2 separate regions of the Homo sapiens genome follow, and region 1 is linked to region 2. A link is a contact called in ENCODE Hi-C or POLR2A ChIA-PET data. All regions are on one chromosome and are shown on one strand. Each heading gives the region's core, a stretch centred on a gene start or an enhancer-like site at or near the end of the contact. The rest is flanking DNA. Distances are from core to core; before and after follow the strand shown. Region 1 overlaps ADAM19 (ADAM metallopeptidase domain 19). Region 2 has its middle 48 kb from the start of TIMD4.

Region 1 (6,171 bases), core at 2,570-5,069, 590 kb after region 2:
GCAGCGGGGCCTTGGGCACCTGCTGTGTAACCTGTGTGTGCTCACTCACCCACAACTCAGGATAATAACCCACTAATGGGTGATTAAACGTGAGTTAGAACTAAGTATGTGAATGGTATCTGGCCCCTAACGAGCACTCAGCAAGTGCTAGGCAGAAGCCCAGGCCCACAGTTCCTGCCTAAAATGATGGGGCCAGATGGGGTTCAGGCTTTTCAGATTTAGAAAGCAGATATTGTAATACATAGGTCCATATGTACATGTGTGTACATATATAATTACACATGTGTGTATGTATATATATATATATATATATATGGATATGGATAATTACATATGTCCGCATATATAACTACATATGTATATTACATAACCCCCCAGCAAGGCTGGGGATAACACCTTCTGATCAAACATATTAATATTTCTGTAATGCAATATAAATATTCACTTTAGGAGTGATTTTTTTTTAAAAAGACTATAATTCATCTCATGTCAATTCAGGTCAAGTTTTGCCACCAAATGTGTTTACATTTTTTTTCAGCTTTTAGAACTCCCTTAATTTCAGAATTGTGGAAGAGAGATTGTGGTTCTACGGTAACACTAGCAGCAACAGACAATTTATCTCTCACATCAATATTAGGAATGTGGGCACCAGAGTCAGGGAAAGCTGGATTCAGTCCCTTCCTGACTGCCTGATTCCAGATAAACCTCTTATCCCCTATAAGCTCTAGTTTCCACATCTTAAAATAAGGATAGTCACATATATTTTATGGGGTTTTTGTGAGGAGAGAATGAGATAACGTACATAAAATTCCCAGCACAGTGCCTGGCATCTACTAAGAGGTCCATTAATGTCAATACAAATGATGATAATTATTATTGTTTATGAGCTCAATAAAATCAAGCCCACTCTCTCTGGATACTTCTTTAAAAAAGAAAAAAAAAAGTACCATTTCCAAAGAAGCGCCACCCTCCTCTGGGATGATCTGAATTCAGTGAGGCCCAGTATAGGAATAGTAAATTTTATTCAAGGCACCTTTTCCGCTCTGTGTTTCTGAAACTCTGTTGCCATCACAGCCCCAGGATGGAGGCAAATCCCCAGCCATCCACCCCAGCAGAGCAGTCCTGTGGTCCCACTGTCAGGCCAGGGCCCAAGGCGTGGAGAAAAGGGCCACTTACCTTACACTGGTGGCAGCAGGAGCCGTGAGCACACTCCGCCCCCGGCCTCAGGGTACAATTAGAGGCATTGCAGCAGGGGTTGTTACATTCCTGGGGAGGCAGTGGGGTGGGTGTGAGTGGGGGAGGGCCTTCACCACCCCCAACATTTTCCCCACCCTTGCCCACACACCCCTGGAACCCCAGCTCTCTAGCAACTATCTCTTTTTTTTTTTTTTTTTTTTTGAGAGGGAGTCTCGATCTGTCACCCAGGCTGGAGTGCAGTGATGCAATATCTCGGGTCACTGCAACCTCTGCTTCCTGGTTTCAAGCGATTCTCCCGCCTCAGCCTCCGAAGTAACTCAGACCACAGGCACACCCCACCACACCTGGCTAATTTTTGTATTTTTAATAGCGATTGGGTTTCGTCATGTTGGCCAGGCTGGTTTCAAACTTCTGACCTCAAGTGATCCACCTGCCTCGGCCTCCCAAAGTGCTGGGATTATAGGCATGAACCACCGCACCTGGCCTGGAAACTTTTGACCTCAAAAATCATGTGACAGCTTCGTCACTAAGCTAATGTGTACTTGTCACAAGAACCATATATATGCACAATCATTAGTAACATGACTTGGACACAGCTACATCTTTTTTTGAGACAGTCTGCAACCTTCTCCTCCTAGGTTCAAGCAATTCTCATGCCACAGCCTCCCAAGTAGCTGGGACCACAGGCACACACCACCATGCCCCGCTAGGACACAGCTACATTTTGAGTATGAATATTTTTCAAGGCATTTTCTACACACATACATATATATTTATACTTACTTTACAAAATCATAGTATCCACAGTGTTTTTTTACTTAATATAACATGCGTATTTCTCCCTGTAACCATGTAGTCTTCTAAAATGGACTTTTTAGCAGAGTATATGGAAATTTTATGTTTTGTTTTTCTAATCCCCAGTAGAACATCCAGACACCCTGTCTTTCATGGGTGCCCTCCTGCCCCCAACCCTCCTAGGCTTTCTTATCTCATGAAAAGGGGCTGCCGGTGCAAGAGTCTGCTGGAACAACCTCTCCAAACAGTTTATGTCAACTCCTGGGTCTGTTTCCTTAGATTTTTTTCTCCATCTGCTTCTCTTCCTAAGCCCTTCCTGGCCTGGACCTTTCTGGAACAGAAGATCTCCATGGGTTCCTTGCTCTCCCCCAGCCTGAGATTTTTAAAAGATTATGAGGCGTTCCAGTGACCCTGAGCGTCCTCATCACACTCTTACAGTATTAACAGGCCAATCCATCAGCCATTGATGAAAAGTGTACGGGGCTCCACAGATCTCTCCACCACAGCCTTATGAGGCAGCCTTGACCCCATTCCACAGACAGGGATGCTGTGGCTCAGGCAAGTCCAGTAGCTGGCCGAGGGACACACCTGCTGAATTCAAGTCAGGTCTGCCTGAGGCCTACCTCATGTTTATCAACCTTATACCCCTAACTGTCCAGGGCTCTAGCATATTGGAGAGCCACATCCCATCCCCTGACCACAGACACCTGTCCACCTGTCTCCCCTAAGAGAAGGAATAGAACACTTTCCTCCCATTATTCTCCCACCATGTTGGGCTCCAGGAAGACCTGTATTCCTGCCTTCCTAATGTACCATATTTCTTCCCACGAAGGCACAGGCTCCCCTTCCACCTGAAATGTGCCTTCCCTCCTGCGTGCCTCACTAACTCCTAATGCAGCCTTCAGATATGGGCTCCAGGTCACCTCCCACACAAGCAAGGAGGTTCCCCCTCACATTATATATGTTCAGAGCACTGTGTCATTTGTCTTCCTAGCACTTGCCATGGACTGTACATATATTCTTTTGCAATTATTTCAATATGTGTTTCTCCCACTAGACTATCAGCTCCCCAAGGACAGGAACTATGTCATTTTTGCCACTCATCCTAACCCTAGGACCAGACACAGTAGCCCACACTCAGTGTGCCTGTTGAATGAGCAACTGCTCAGAACCTAAGCCAACTGGCCATGCCCACTCTCAGGCCATTCCTCAACCCCAGTGGCCCTCCATGTTCATACCACTCCCTCCTTTCTGATGGGTCTGTGTTGATCTCTCTGGGCTCATGGTGGTGGGGGTGGCATCCTTGACTAGTTCTTGTTTTATTCTGAAAGTGACATACTGGCATTAAAAAAAGAAAAATCACATCACAGAGGTCACAGGCAGGGTGCGGTGGCTCACGCCTGCAATCCTAGTGCTTTGGGAGGCCGAGGTGGGTGGATCATCTGAGGTCAGGAGTTTGAGAACAGCCTGGTCAATGTAGCAAAACTCTGTCTCTGCTAAAAGTACAAAAAAAAAAAAATTAACCAGGTGTGGTGGCACACACCTGTATTCCCAGCTACTCAGGAGGCTGAGGCAGGAGAATCGCTTGAACCCTGGAGGTGGAGGTTGCAGTGAGTGGAGATCTTGTCACTGCACTCCAGCCTGGGCAACAGAGTGAGAGAGAGAAGGCCATAAAATCAGATTTTTTTTTCCATTTATACAGAACCTCAGTCTCACCCCCATAATTTACTGTTACTTGTTATCTACCCCAAATTGTTATGCATGTATAAACATACATATTTTCAGCCTTCAAAAAATAGAGACGAAACAATCCAGTTCTGCTTTCTGCAGAAACCACATGCATTTGTTAAAAATGACCGGGCTCTGCCGTGTACCCTCCACACTCACTGTGAAGATCAGAAGGAAGGAGAGAGTTTACACATAAACAGTTCCTCCTAGCAGCCCTTTTGGGACTTGACAGCACTTCCTACATCCCCTTTCCATCATCTCTCCTCCAGCCTAAACAGCATGAGCTTGTTATTTTAAGCATCCTCATAAGGCCCCTGTTCAAGCCCATATATCTGGCTGTGTGGCCTCCAGAATAAATTCCGTGCAGCTGGAGGGCAAGCAGGCATGTGCAGCTCCACTGAGGAAGACAGAGTCAACATGCCACGTGATCGTGGTTTCTGGTTAGACCAGACACTCATAAGAAGAACTGATCCTGGACACTAGCGATGCTGGCCACAAACTAGCAGAGGCGGCACAAACACTCCAACTGGAAGGCTTCTTCATATCTGATTTTTCATGGGGTATTGGACAGTTATATGTAGGAAACACCTGTGACTAAGAAATTTTCAATTGTGTTCTCTTTGACCTTGAGTTTTGAAACCAATGCAAATTCTTCCCCTCCCACTAGCACCATTGTGACCCCTCACCTCTTCTTCTCCACAGTCACACTCTTCCCCATCTTCCAGATACCCGTTCCCACACCTCCGGCCTCCATACAACATCCTGGTGTCTGGCATGTTGGAGAGACACATTCCACCACCTGACTGCAGATACCTGTCCAGCTCCCTCCTGTTGCATCCATTGAACACTTTGGGAAAGGGGTGCCTGGCAGAGGACAAGGCTGGAATTAGTGGGGAGTTTGAGCATCTAGCAGTCAGGCAGGTGTCACTCGTGCTGTCACTCCTGCTACCCGTGGGGCTGACTCCACCTGGGTTCAGACCCCCATTGTCTCACACACATACATTCTGGCCCCTTAGAACATTTACCAATACATTAATTTAGAATTTTTTCATCCCTTGAGTTCGTGTCCTTAGTAGGGACATGGATGAAGCTGGAAACCATCATTCTCAGCAAACTATTGCAAGGACAGAAAACCAAACACCGGATGTTCTCACTCATAGGTGGGAACTGAACAATGAGAACACTTGGACACAGGAAGGGGAACATAACACACCGGGGCCTGTTGTAGGGTAGCAAGAGGCGGGGAGGGATAGCATTAGGAGATATACCTAATGTAAATGACGAGTTAATGGGTGCAGCACACCAACATGGCACATGTATACATATGTAACAAACCTGCACGTTGTGCACATGTATCCTAGAACTTAAAGTATAAAAAAAAAAAAAAGAATTCTTTCATCCTTAGTGATGAGATATTAACCACCCCATAACATTCTATTTTTCTTAGTCGGCATGCAGAAAGCATTTGAGAATCAGGAGTAGCAATTTCTGCCCATTGCATGAGGGGGCTGCGATAAGTAAAGGGTTGTGAGTGTGTTACAAGAGGTCTCCTGAGACTTAGCACTGAAGAAAACACCAGCCAACCTAAACTTTTCCTGAAGCTGATATCAGGTGAATATTCTCTTGTGACAGAGGACCAGGCCAAAAAAAGGCCAAGATCATAAGTTTTATTTCATTTTGGGCCAGTGATCTCATTGCTGTTCTAAGGATGCAGAGGGCATTCCAAACTCAACCAGCCAACTCATAAACGCATGCTCTTTATCACAGGAGTATGGAAGGTCCTGGGTCCCACCATTGGTGAAAAGGACAAATAGTACAGCCATCTGGGTCTACAAAAGGAGAGTTATCCTGCTCCCAATTCTCTAAACCAATTAAAGGTTAAACCCTCCAAGAAACTGGAGCTTTTCCTTCAGTGGGAAGGTATGCTCCAAGGAATTTGTTACTAATAATTGTTAAACTATCCATATTTGTGAATAATTTAAAAATGAAAGAGAGTAGTAATCAATATAACTCTCAATCATTTGTCTTCAGATACGCTTTTTAGATTGAGAGAGAAAGGGGTGAGCTTAACCATGAGCTTATAGGGATCCAGGCATGACTGTGAAGCTGTATCCTGCCTCATTCTTTTTTTGTTGTTGTGGTTTTGAGACGGAGTCTTGCTCCGTTGCCCAGGCTGAAGGCTGGAGTGCAGTGGCACAATCTTGGCTCACTGCAACCTTTGCCTCTCGAGTTCAAGTGATTTTCCCGCCTCAGCCTCCCTAGTAGCTGGGACCACAGGCGTGCACCACCACGCCCAGCTAATTTTTGTATTTTTAGCAGAGACGGGGTTTCACCATGTTGGCCAGGCTGGTCTCGAACTCCTGACCTCAGGTGAACTGCCCACCTCAGCCTCACAAAGTGCTGGAATTACAGTCGTGAGCCACCGCACCCAGCCAACATCATCCTTTCCAT
Region 2 (6,656 bases), core at 1,524-4,023:
ACAGTCTTACTGAGACAATGAATGACTGCTTGTTCCCTACAGAAGATCTCCCATTATATCTAAGTACAAAAGAAAATATAGTTGCCTTTTTACCAAGTTCCTTATTGTGCAACAAAGATTACCACTTAACCAATCTCCCACTTTTCTCTTACAATCTTGGTGTCAAGACATCTTTCTAGTGTCTTCTGAAGAGATTCATAGTGCCACCCCGACCCTAAGGACATTCCTTCTCTGATTATCTTTTGTCTTATTATCACTTTCCATAGACTAAATATTATATCTTGGTTTGTAACTACTTTAGGGGGCCTCTTCCAGAGTAATTGGTCATTATCTTTATGCCTCAGATCTTCTTGAGCGATATTGATGATTTCCATATGCAAAATCACATGGGGTTAGTAGAGCCACACAAACTTAGGCCAAGCTTTGTTCTGATTAATTAGAAACATTATTTTCTGGTGCAAAGCTACCCCCTCTCTAGGGCTGAAGTTTGCAAACATTGCTGTATATTCAAATCACCTGAAGTGCTTTAAAAACTGATGCCCATGTCTCCTCGTTGTGAATCAAATCAGGACCTCAGATGGGAGCCAGGCATCAGTATTTTTAAAAATGTTTTAATTATTTATTTATTTTATTATTTTACTTTTTGAGATGGAGTTTCGCTCTTGTCACCCAGGCTGGAGTGCAATGGCGTGATCCTGGCTCACTGCAACCTCCACATCCCAGCTTCAAGTGATTTTCCTGCCTCAGCCTCCCGAGTACCTGGGATTGCAGGCGCCTACCACCATGCATAGCTAATTTTTGTATTTTTAGTAGAGGTGGGGTTTCACCATGTTGGCCAGGCTGGTCTCGAATTCCTGACCTCAGGTGATCCACCCTCCTCGGCCTCCCAAAGTGCTGGGATTACAGGCGTGGGCCACAGCATCTTGCCTAAATTTATTTTTAATTGACAATAATTGTGTATATTTATGGGGTACAAGGTGATGTTTTGATCTATGGATCAGGCATCAGTATTTTTTAAGTTTCTCCATGTGATTCCAGTGTGCAGCTGAGTTTGAAAATCAATGCTTTAGACCAGGACTTCTCAAACTTTAATGTGCACATGAGTGACCTAGAGATCCTAGATGTTACAAGGTGAATTCTGATTCATAGGATCTATGGTAGGGCCTGGGATTCTGCATTTCTAATATGCTCCCAGGTGATGACAAAACTGCTGGTCTGAATCTCACACTTCGAATAGCAAGGGTCTAGATATAAAATGTAGATCTAGTAGTAGTCTATTCTAACAGCGGATCTGAACAAACTAAATTCCATTTGGGTTCAACTGCAAAGTCACAGGAAAAGTGATCACTGCAATAAAGTCAAGAGCAGGGGCTGTGAGTGAGAGAACTGAGAGGATGGTTGTTTTTGATCTCTAGTTTATAGACTTAGGTTGACCAACCATCCAAGAGAAGCCATCTTTGCAAAATTATAACGATGAGAGAAATCTGACACAGTCGACCCCATTTTGCATAACTGACATATTTTGACCCCATAGTTTCCACAATCCCTTATTGCTCAGGAGTCATATGGCCAGAGATCACAAGGTTTGCGACTTCCCCAGTTGCTCATCTAGGTAACATCACTACTGTAGAAACTAAGATTGGTTTTTTGAAATATTTTTTCAACAGATCCCACCCGGCCTTGTGACTCATGATTCACCCGGTCCTGTGGCCCCACCCAGAGTTGGACTCAGCACACAAAGAAGTGTTCCACACCCCTATGATTTCATCCCCAATTTATCAGCAGCACCCTTTCCCTAGACCCCTGCTCTCCAAACTGTCCATAAAAACCCTAACCTTCAAGCCTTTGGGGAGATTGATTTGTATAATAACTCTATTTCCCATGTGGCTGGCGTCATGTCCATTAAACTTTTTCTCTACTGCAATGCCGTGTTCTCAATGAACTGGTTTTGTCTGTGCAGATGGCACAGGAAGAACCTATTGGGTGATTACACCAGTTTGCCCAGGACTGAGGGGTTCCTGGCATGTGGGACTTTGAGTTTTAAAACCAAGAAAGCCCAGAGCAAATTGAGACAAGTTGGTCACCATAGTTATGGTGCTGCTAGGAGAGCAGCAGAGCAGCCAAGCTGTGCGCTTTTTGCATTCTGATTCCTCTTCCTGGGGGCAGCAGCCCACTATAAAGCCAGGGGTGTGCTAAGATAGATGGCTTACGGAAAAGGAACGCTGAATTGCATGGCCACACCAACAAGAACTTAATTACATGACTCCAGAAGGGCAATAACAGGGCAGATTCTGTGAAAACTCCAGAATCTTAGCCACAGAGACAAGTCTAGAAAACACAGTTTAGTGCTTTGCTCTAGCACTGGTTAACTGTGGGACCTGGGCAACTCATGCCCCCTTTCTGAGCCTCAGTTTCCTTGGCTGAAAATGGGAGTGAAACTGACAGATGTGTGCGAGTCTTTGCTGTGCTCCCACCCCATTATTTCACATACAGTATGGATAATGCATATAACCGCACAATAGCACCTTTTCAGCACAAGCAGCAAATCCACCTTCTGTTTTGCGAGCAGCCATTTCCAGTGCTCCCCAAACTCCCTCTGGATAGCATTAGCATTCATCTTATTCGGGAACACTTCCCTTCACTGTCCTTTGATGCTCAGAGAGCTGAGAACTCACAGTGCTTTTTTTTTTTAAGGCTGTAACATATTTACAAATCTAAATGAAGCTCTATTTCCAGACCCAGTCTTTCGGTTTTGAGTGGCTTCCTCCTTCTGCTCTCACCTCCACCCAGGGAGCCCACTTCTCAACTTCCTGTTTTCTTTAGAGAGACAAAGAGTCTCCCCAGCCACCCATTGCTGGATTCCTGTTAACCTTTCATTAAGCCTGCTGACAGCTGGCTTTAGCTCTTCATGAGTTAGTTCAACACATTCCCATTTAAATGTGTCCCACCTGGCTTCATTAAGTTTCCTGCCAGGTTCTCCCTTTACAGCTTCCTCTGCAAATGCAAATCAGATTCTGAGTAAATAATATGGGGACAAGGGAAGATTGAGCTATAATGGGGTTGTAACTGGAAAGCCATTGATATACTCAGGTTGCTGTGGATCAGAGGACACTGAAATCCATTTGAGTCCAATGCAGGTCAGTGTTACAGAGCCATATGCATGAAGTCTGGAATTGGAGCCCTCACTGTGAAGTACAGGGTAGTGGTTAGAGTGTGGAGTCCTTCAAGCCTGGTTCAAAACCTGGCTCTGCTACAGGAGATTGGACGACGTGACCTTGAGCAAGTTCCTTCACCTGCCTGTGCTTCTGTTTTCTTAGCTCCAAAGCCAAAATAATATACCCGCTTTATTGAGCTGCTGTCAGGAGTCAATGAGATAATTGCCTTGAAACAGTTAATAGAGTACCCAGAATATAATAGGTGCTCATTACAAATTGATAGTATCTCCTGTGTTTAGCCTAGAAAGGCCATGGTGAGGAATTAGGTTGCTTTAAATTGAGCTTGCATGCGGCCCAGGATGGCTTTGAATGTGGCCCAATACAAATTGGTAAACTTTCTTAAACATTATGAGATTTTTTTTGCGATTTTTTTAGCTTATTAGTTATAATTAGTGTTCGCGTATTTTATGTGTGGCCCAAGATAATTCCTTTACTTCCAGTGTGGCCCAGGGAAGCCAAAAGATTGGAAACTCCTGCTTTAAATTGTGAGGTTTGATTGTGGATCCACCATATAATCATTAGCTGTAAGAAGCACATACTGCATCACATTCCTTCCTTATGGAAATGGAAAAACAACATTGATTCCATTCGATTGCATTACCTTTTTGTTTGTTTGTTTGTTTTTTGAGACAGACACAGTCTTAATCCGTTTCCCAGGCTGGAGTGCAATGGTGCGATCTCGGCTCACTGCAACCTCCTCCTCCCAGGTTCAACCGATTTTCCTGCCTCAGCCTCCCGAGTAGCTGGAATTACAGGCACCTGCCACCAAGCTTAGCTAATTTTTGTATTTTGGGTAGAGACAGGGTTTCGCCATGTTGGCCAGGCTGGTCTCAAACTCCTGGCCTCAAGTGATGTGCCACCTCGGCCTCCCAAAGTGCTGGGATTACAGGTGTGAGCCACTGCACCCGGCCTATTCTATTGCATTTCCCATGTGTGTTTTGTCTCATTCAGAAGTGAAGCTCCTTAAAAGAAGCAATTCTCTCTCCTGGGCCCCACATACAATAGATACCAAAAAGTTATTTATAGATGCTAACAATTCATCCTGATTACACAAAGAGGGAATGAGAGGAGCAACTACATCCACAGCCTCCTCTGATCAAGGAGTCTCAGTATAAGAATTATATATTTATTTTAATTCATCTTTTACTAAAATCCACCCTTTATCCCCAGTCTCAAACTGGCTACCTTGTTTTAGCCCACAGCCATGTTTTGCTTGCCCAGGAAATCATTTTAACTAATTTTAAATTTTAATGCCCTTAAGTGGACATACACTCCGATTTATCATGGGCCATGTCATCTCCCTTTGACTCCCTCAACTGTATCAGCTGCCTGGCCTCTAAATTCATCAGAGTTTGCCACCTCTGCCCCAGGCAGAGCTAAGTGTGCTGCTTCTAGGTAGGTCTAGGGGCCAAGGATGAAAAGGGCTGGAAGACAGGAGACAGGAGACCCATACCTGTATTGAAAGAGGGTATCTCTGCCACAGCATGGAGAACAGACAGGAAAAGGAGTAAAGTCAGAGATTATAATTAGGAAGATACTGCAGGAATCCAGCCAGAAAGTGCTATCAGCTTAAAGGAGATGAAGCAGCAGGACCTTTGCCCCTGGTACTGGAAGCTCCTGACCCTCTGTCTGGCCAAGCCCACCACCACACAGCCCTGGTAAAGGGAGATTGTTTTCTTGAACACTTTATCTGTTAGGAATTACTACAGTGCAACATTTCTCAAACTCTAACGCACATCAGAATCATCTGGAGGGTCTGTTAAAACACAGTTTGCTAGACTCTACCCCCAGAGTTTCTGATTCTGGAGGTATGGGGTGAAGGACATGAATCTGCATTTCTATCAAGTACCAGTGACACGGAGGCTGCTGGTCTGAAGTGCATAGTTTGAGAGCCACCGGGCTAGACCAGCATTTTTCAGAACTTGGTTCCATATTAGAACCACTTTGGGACATTTTTCAAAAATTCAGATGCCCAAGTCATACCCTGGACCAATTACAGAAAGAATCTCTTAAAGGGTAGGACTCAGGAATTGGCATTTAAAAAGCTCCCCAGTTGATTATTCAGCTAACATTGAGAACTACTAGGACAGAGGCTCCTGGAGGCCATTACGAGCTCTAAAATACTATGATTGCTCATGTTAGTGTTTCTTAGTCGGTACAAGGAGTTTCAGAAATACATTTGGGAATCGATTGAAAATACCCCTTTGCAAAACAGAAAAGTAATATTCATTGAGTTTAAATGTTCTGTTTAGGAAGTGTCTGTCGTCTTCTTTTTCTAGTCAGACCCAAGCTGGTAGTGACATTGATAATGGCGGTGGTTTTGGAAGGTGGATAGGGAGCATGAGCTAAGTTAGGGTTGGGTGTATCATTACCTCACAAGATACTATAACCTGACTACATACACAAAGCCATCTGGCCCCACTCCATTTTCTAGATGGGGAAATTCAGGCCCTGAACCTGGCTCTAGACCCACTTCCCCAACGTTTCTAAATAAATGTTTGAGTTTAGCACACTAGACAAAGTCACTTTAAGTATCTTAAGCTGACATCAAAGCCAAGTTGACCAAAAAAAAAAAAAAATTTTTTTTTTAAAAAAAGGGCCAGGCACAGTGGCTCACGCCTGTAATCCCAGAACTTTGGGAGGCCAAGGCAGGCAGATCACCTAAGGTCAGGAGCTCGAGACCAGTCTGGCCAACATGGCAAAACCCATCTCTACTAAAAATATAAAAAATTAGCCAGGTGTGGTGGCGGGCGCCTGTAATCCCAGCTGCTTGGGAGGCTGAGGCAGGAGAATCGTTTGAACCCACCAGGCAGAGGTTGCAGTTAGCCAAGATCATGCAATTGCACTCCAGCCTGGGCAACAACAGCAAAACTCCGTCTCGAAAAGACGAGAAAAGAAAAGAGAAGAGAAAAAGAAAAGAAACAGCTGCCAATCTGCTGCTAATTGTTTTCATCATTGGTGCCAATCATTCTGCCCAACTGCAACTGAACAAGTCAGAAGTCAGGCTGCCTTGGGCCAGTTTTTCCAAGTACCCAGGTGAGGGGGATTTTTACTAACTGTTGGATCAGTGTTGTGTGAACTAATAGGACAAAAAAATCTATAGGCTTCACCAGTCAAGTAATTAGACTGACTTTTTTCTCTCTTAAATGTAATGTCAAGAGAGTTGAAATCCAAAGATGGCTACATTTAGAGAACCACGTACTTATTCCATTAATGTTGCTATTGCTGTAAACATGCTGGGAAGTCCTTCACAGAAATGTCTTTCAGATCTGGTTTACTTTCCACATTTCTACCCAGCCAGAAGCCCCTCTCACTCAGGCACACATGTTTTTTATACATTCATTCAACAACTGTTTGCTTTAATCTCTCTCCCATGGCTCCTCGTGTTAGCAGTTATTAAAGTTTTAAAATAAACCTGTTGTTGCTGAGGAGCACATTTCC

The links. A loop is a pair of places that touch in the nucleus more often than their neighbours do. ChIA-PET counts read pairs that join two places held with the same protein, here RNA polymerase II (POLR2A). Pooled maps may share reads with other maps.
Region 1: a map with no recorded cell type shows a loop between it and region 2 (4-fold over the local background). The contact joins two enhancer-like sites. A Hi-C loop is called at or near these places in 8 of 37 single-sample maps with no recorded cell type and 4 of 50 pooled maps. POLR2A ChIA-PET finds 5 or more read pairs at or near these places in 1 of 52 experiments (GM10248).

The regions. Positions count from the first base shown.
Region 1 is chr5:157,498,397-157,504,567 of GRCh38, forward strand. ADAM19 (ADAM metallopeptidase domain 19) reads right to left here. Exons shown (of 23, transcript NM_033274.5): 12 at 4,407-4,584; 13 at 1,177-1,266. Among named protein-coding and RNA genes, the nearest start is that of NIPAL4, 41 kb to the left of the region's middle. RefSeq lists enhancers at 1,605-1,654, 1,715-1,774, 3,967-4,076, 4,257-4,316, 4,767-4,826. Within about 2 kb of position 3,820, at least 5 of the 41 ENCODE cell types and tissues checked have a DNase peak (open chromatin) inside an H3K27ac peak, as active enhancers do.
Region 2 is chr5:156,911,423-156,918,078 of GRCh38, forward strand. No RefSeq gene overlaps it. Among named protein-coding and RNA genes, the nearest start is that of TIMD4, 48 kb to the right of the region's middle. RefSeq lists enhancers at 1,186-2,385, 2,386-3,331. Within about 2 kb of position 2,774, at least 7 of the 41 ENCODE cell types and tissues checked have a DNase peak (open chromatin) inside an H3K27ac peak, as active enhancers do.